Regions from separate parts of the Mus musculus genome. Here region 2 is linked to region 1. Evidence: chromatin loops called from intact Hi-C (ENCODE). Cell type or tissue: heart. All regions are shown on one strand.

Evidence for each region. Hi-C counts contacts between places; a loop is a spot of excess contacts. Peaks named below come from ENCODE experiments on the same cell type or tissue, not always from the same donor. Only the 100,000 strongest peaks of a DNase experiment are listed, where the experiment ranks them.
Region 2: it touches region 1 in a loop (4-fold over the local background); 17 of 42 quality-filtered maps call a loop at or near these places.

The regions. Positions count from the first base shown.
Region 1 is chr2:166,044,946-166,047,445 of GRCm38, reverse strand. The region is part of intron 2 of Ncoa3 (nuclear receptor coactivator 3); the gene reads right to left. Among named protein-coding and RNA genes, the nearest start is that of Ncoa3, 54 kb to the right of the region's middle. In heart, a CTCF peak has its summit at 1,041 (motif pointing right); a DNase peak (open chromatin) is centred at 1,175; H3K27ac peaks cover 339 bases.
Region 2 is chr2:165,777,681-165,780,180 of GRCm38, reverse strand. No RefSeq gene overlaps it. Among named protein-coding and RNA genes, the nearest start is that of Gm29993, 47 kb to the right of the region's middle. In heart, a CTCF peak has its summit at 1,099 (motif pointing left); a DNase peak (open chromatin) is centred at 1,070.

The sequences.
Region 1 (2,500 bases):
AGAGGTGACAAGATTAAAGCACAAAAACAGGCATTTTCTACGAAGGTGTCACATGGTGGAACAGCTGTATCCTGTGGTCCTGGGGTATTTCTGTATGAATGAGTGTGTCTGCACAAGCTCAGAGCTCAGATGCGTTGTAATTATGCTGGGCATGGTGGTGCCAGCCTCTAACCCCAGCACTCAGAAGGCTGAGTCAGGAACATTAAGGATTCTGGTTAAGCCTGGTCTACAAAGCAAGTTCCAGGCCAATCTGGGCCCAGTGTCAACTTATATTTCACAAATAAATTATGTTTAATAAAAGACTATAGCACTTCAATCTTGAAACAATTCTGAATTTTATTTATACCAAGGTAATAAAAGCTAACCCAGTGATTTGGTAAGAACACTTCAAGTAATGAGCCCAGACTAGGCTAGAAGATTGGTTTTGACTTTCTGTATATGAGTGAGTGTTTGCCTACATGTATATATACATATGTATGTGTGTGTGTGTGTGTATATATATATAGCTAGCATGTGTATGCAGTGTCCCCACAAGCCACAAAAAGTCGCTGTCAATCCCCTGGAGCTAGAGTTAAGAGGCAGTCATGATCTACCATGTGGGCATGTTGGGAACAGAACTCATCCTCCTGTCCCCAGGCTCTTTTCCTAGGTAGCACTTCTGTCCACTGGATCGTTTCTCTTCCATTGTTAAGTCCAAGTTAGCCTAGACTATATTAACATGACTGTAGAACTACCCTACGTTCTTCTTAAAGCATAGGTGCAAAGCCAGATACACACTATACGACAGGTTGCCATTAAGTCACACAGCAGCCATTATTTACATACTGACGGCTGGAAAAATAATGTATCTTGGTTAAGTTTCGCACACTAAGACGATAAATACAAGTTATTTCTTTTTGAGCTTATAATGTCAGGGCTCTATTCAGCCTCATTTACTAACTAAGTGGTTAACTCGTGCGCGAACATGACAATCACTGGTCTAAAGAATCCAATGTTGCATCAGTATTGCAGCCAGCCAGCCTGCAGTTGTGCCACTAGGTGGCACAATTCCACCACAAAGGCCAGTTTAAAAATAAAAATAAAATGTAAAAAACCCCACATGATCAAACTTAAAATATGTAGGTCATGTTTGTTTTGAGACAGGGCCTCATTGCCCAGACTGGCCTGGAACCCATAGTTGTGGTTGGCCCTGAGCACCAATCCTCCTGCCTCTGCTTCATACTGAGCAACAAGTATTTGCCGTCCTATCTGTGGTCACACACACCTTTTGAACCCTCTACAGTGTCAGACTACAGCATCATGTAGACAGACAAAGTGTTAAACAGACAAGTGTGGTTCTAGCTGTGTTGTCAATCAGTTCAGAGATTATTTTTTTAACTGAGCAACATTGAGCGCTTACATACCTATCTTTACTTAACTTATTCCAGAAGTCTAACATTATCTTCTTGCCCTTGTGCTACATGGACTGCAAGTCCACGTGGAGAACCGTCAGTGAAGAGCAGTTCATGGTTTGATCTGTACTCCACAACAGGTCTGACTTTGCTGTGCAATACAGCATACAGCAGGAAATGAACATCAGTGGAGTGGTGCCAACTCAATGTAACTGAATACACAAAGACTGGCAGTGGCTCCCTCTAAAAACATTAAAATGCTGGTTACGGCTTACCGTTAACCAGCTTCCTTTTTGTTATCTCAGGGTTCTGACAGGAGAACATGCTTGCTAACTAGCCCGAAGCACAAGGACACATGGCCAAAAAGAAGAATTAGTGAGAGGCCTCAGAGGGCAGAGGCACTCTCTTGCCTCTTTCCTGGCAACCAGAGATCCATCCTGGGGCCCACAAGCTAGAAGGAAAGAACCATGTTTTCTGTACAATGTTTGTAGACTGAGACCTGTGTGCATGCACAGGCACACAAACGTTTAAAAAAAGATTAAACAAAAAATATCAATGCTGGTGTTCTGTTTGAGCAAGTTATTTTAAGGTCTAAGAAAAACCTTATTGTACCAAAATGAGAGGAGGTAGGCCATCCAAGGATAAGGCAGCAGAGACTGGTTAAGCCTTCCCCTTTTCCTAACTTAGTTAGTAACAGAGGGAGTGGATGAGACAGAGCAGAATGGCACTGAACTAACATACACTGGGTGGTTACACATGGTGACCCCCACCACACACATGTGATTAGTTCTGTTCTACAGATAGGGAAGTGGCTAAATAGCTTGCCTAGAATCATTACTAGATCCGGATGGAAGAGGCTATGACATATTCCATAACCAACCAAGCCATCACCAGAGCAAACGATTCATGACTCATTCCCTAAGTCAAACTCCCTCCACCCAGCTCACAAAGCTTCACAGCTTAATCAGGAACCACATAAAGTGCTGTAACATCTGCTGGTTAGGGGCATGAGGTAAGGGTCTGGGCAGGTAGGGGTTACCTCCACAGGCATTATGCCTCCTCCTACCCACCACTCCCCATGACACTGCCTGAACCATGCTCTGCCAGGC
Region 2 (2,500 bases), 270 kb after region 1:
AGTGAGATAGTCTAGCCCAGACTCCCATGCTGGGCCCTGAACTCAGGCTGAACAGCTGTTCACAAGCCACTGTTTGTTCTCTCTCTCTCTCTCTCTCTCTCTCCTCCTCCTCCTCCTCCTCCTCCTCCTCCTCTCCTCTCTTCTCTCTTCTTCTCCTTCTCCTTCTCCTTCTCCTTCTCCTTCTCCTTCTCCTTCTCCTTCTTCTTCTTCTTCTTCTTCTTCTTCTTCTTCTTCTTCTTCTTCTTCTTCTCCTCCTCCTCCTCCTCCTCCTCCCCCTCCCCTCCCCCCTCCTCCCCTTCCTCCTCCCCCTCCTCCTCCTCCCCCCCTCCTCCCCCTCCCCCCCCTCCTCCTCCTCTTCCTCCTCCATTCACACAGAGTACAATAGCTAAGAGACTTAGTGTCCATTTCCAGCCACAGACATAAGTTTGAATTTTAGTTTTTTTTTTTTTTTTCCAATGTTGAGACAGGGACTCACTTCGTTGATTAGTCTGGCCTCAAACACACACAATGCCTTGGTCCCCCAGGTGTTGGAGTGACAGGCATGTGCCACTATCCCCGAGACAATGTTAATGTTTAAAAATCAGTTTGACCACAGCTGACTTATCACAATCCGAGAAGTGAGCTTCTGCATGTATAAATACATGTCGCCGTGTGCTTACGCCTGGTAGCCCACCCTGCGCAAACCTGTCATTCTAACCCTTGGAAGGCAAAGGCAGGCAGAAGGATCAGGAACACACAAAGCCAGCCTCCGCTACCTAGCAGGGATGCCAGATTGGGCTACTGTCTCTGTCTCAAGGAACAAAACCAAAACAACCCTCCAAAAACAACAACAACAACACTCCCACAAACAATCTAAGCTTCGGTAATAATTTTATTGTGGAGAGTGTGAGTGTCCACGCTTAAGGCTGAGCTGAGCTGTCAGTTCATCGTTTCTATTGTGTCATAGACATGGCGTCCAAGAGTAGGTCACTGACAAAGGTGTGCCCGAGGGCATGTGTGCTCTCTGCTCTGCTCTCTGCAGAATCCTGTCAAAGGGAGATTCATTCTATTGCTGGCACCTGGTCCTATGGCTTGAACAGCTGTGTTCACACTGCCACCTAGTGGTCTCTGCTGAGCATGGCAACACTGGTGCTGACCGAATAAACAGGCTACAGTCTCAGGGAAAGTGGAATGATTTATTCTAGAAAGAAATCTATTTCCATTCTAGAAATTTATCTATTGATCTATTATCTACAGGTCATCAATCAGCCTGTAAATTTACCACCTATCTCTCATCTACTACTCATCAATTAGTCTAACATTTATCATCTATTAGTCATCAATCAACTTATAAATCTATTGATTGGTCATCTTTCTAATTTTTTTTAAAGATTTATTTATTTATTACATATAAGTACACTGTAGCTGTCTTCAGACACACCAGAAGAGGGCGTCAGATCTCGTTACAGATGGTTGTGAGCCACCATGTGGTTGCTGGGATTTGAACTCCGGACCTTTGGAAGAACAGTCGGGTGCTCTTACCCACTGAGCCATCTCACCAGCCCATCTTTCTAATTTTTTTAAACAAGGTCTTTCTAAGTAAACCTGGTTAGTCATGATCCTGCCCCTGCCTCCCAGGATATGGGCACATGCTACAACACCCAGCAGGTCCATAACTCTTAGGTCAAGTCTGCATGTTAGTCAGGATATACTACGGGTCCAAGACACCTGTGAACATTCCACAGGAGGGAAGCCAGGCACCAAGGGGTCCTTCTATATGAGCCCATGTTCTGGACCAGGCCCCGAGACAGATACCAGTGCAGCGGAGGGGAAGGGTAGAAGTGCCAGGAGCAGACGGGCCTTCTGGACTCCATTCTGTTTTGATCTGTGTAACGTAACCACCCCAGTGGAATCATGTAAACACGCCATGATGGTGAGAGTTGAGATCTGTGCCATAAAATTTATGTTGCTCATAAAATGAAAAACCTAATAACAAAATCTGAAATCCAGGAAGGAGACCCGTGACCAGGCAATGGGACCGAGCCGGCCATTATCCCCTGCAAACCAGGATGTGGGGAAAGCATAAGTCAGACCACATGGTGTCCTGCCTATAGTCTCCCAGGTCTTTTCAAGAGATTTAAAATAAAATCCCCAACCCAAGGTCAACTGCGCTCCATGTGTCCCTCTCACATTAGCCTTGGTCCCCGGCACTCCCTTAAGGTTTCTTTGTCCCACTCCTTGGACATTTTTATGCTCTCTTGTCCCTCCTTAGAACACTTTCTCCGGCCTCCATCCTTCTATCTGAGCCACCAGATCACCCAGAGCAGCATGGGATCCCAATCCTTCCTCTTAGCCTATCTCCCCAGACTGGCCCAAGGACAGTGGCCTCTGGCTCTGAAAAATCAGAGCCATGACTTATATTAAAAGCTACAATTTCTTCAGCCAGATATGGTGGCACATGTTTGTGAGATGGCACATGTTGGAGACTGAGGCAGGAGGGTTGCCAAGAGTTCAAGGTCAA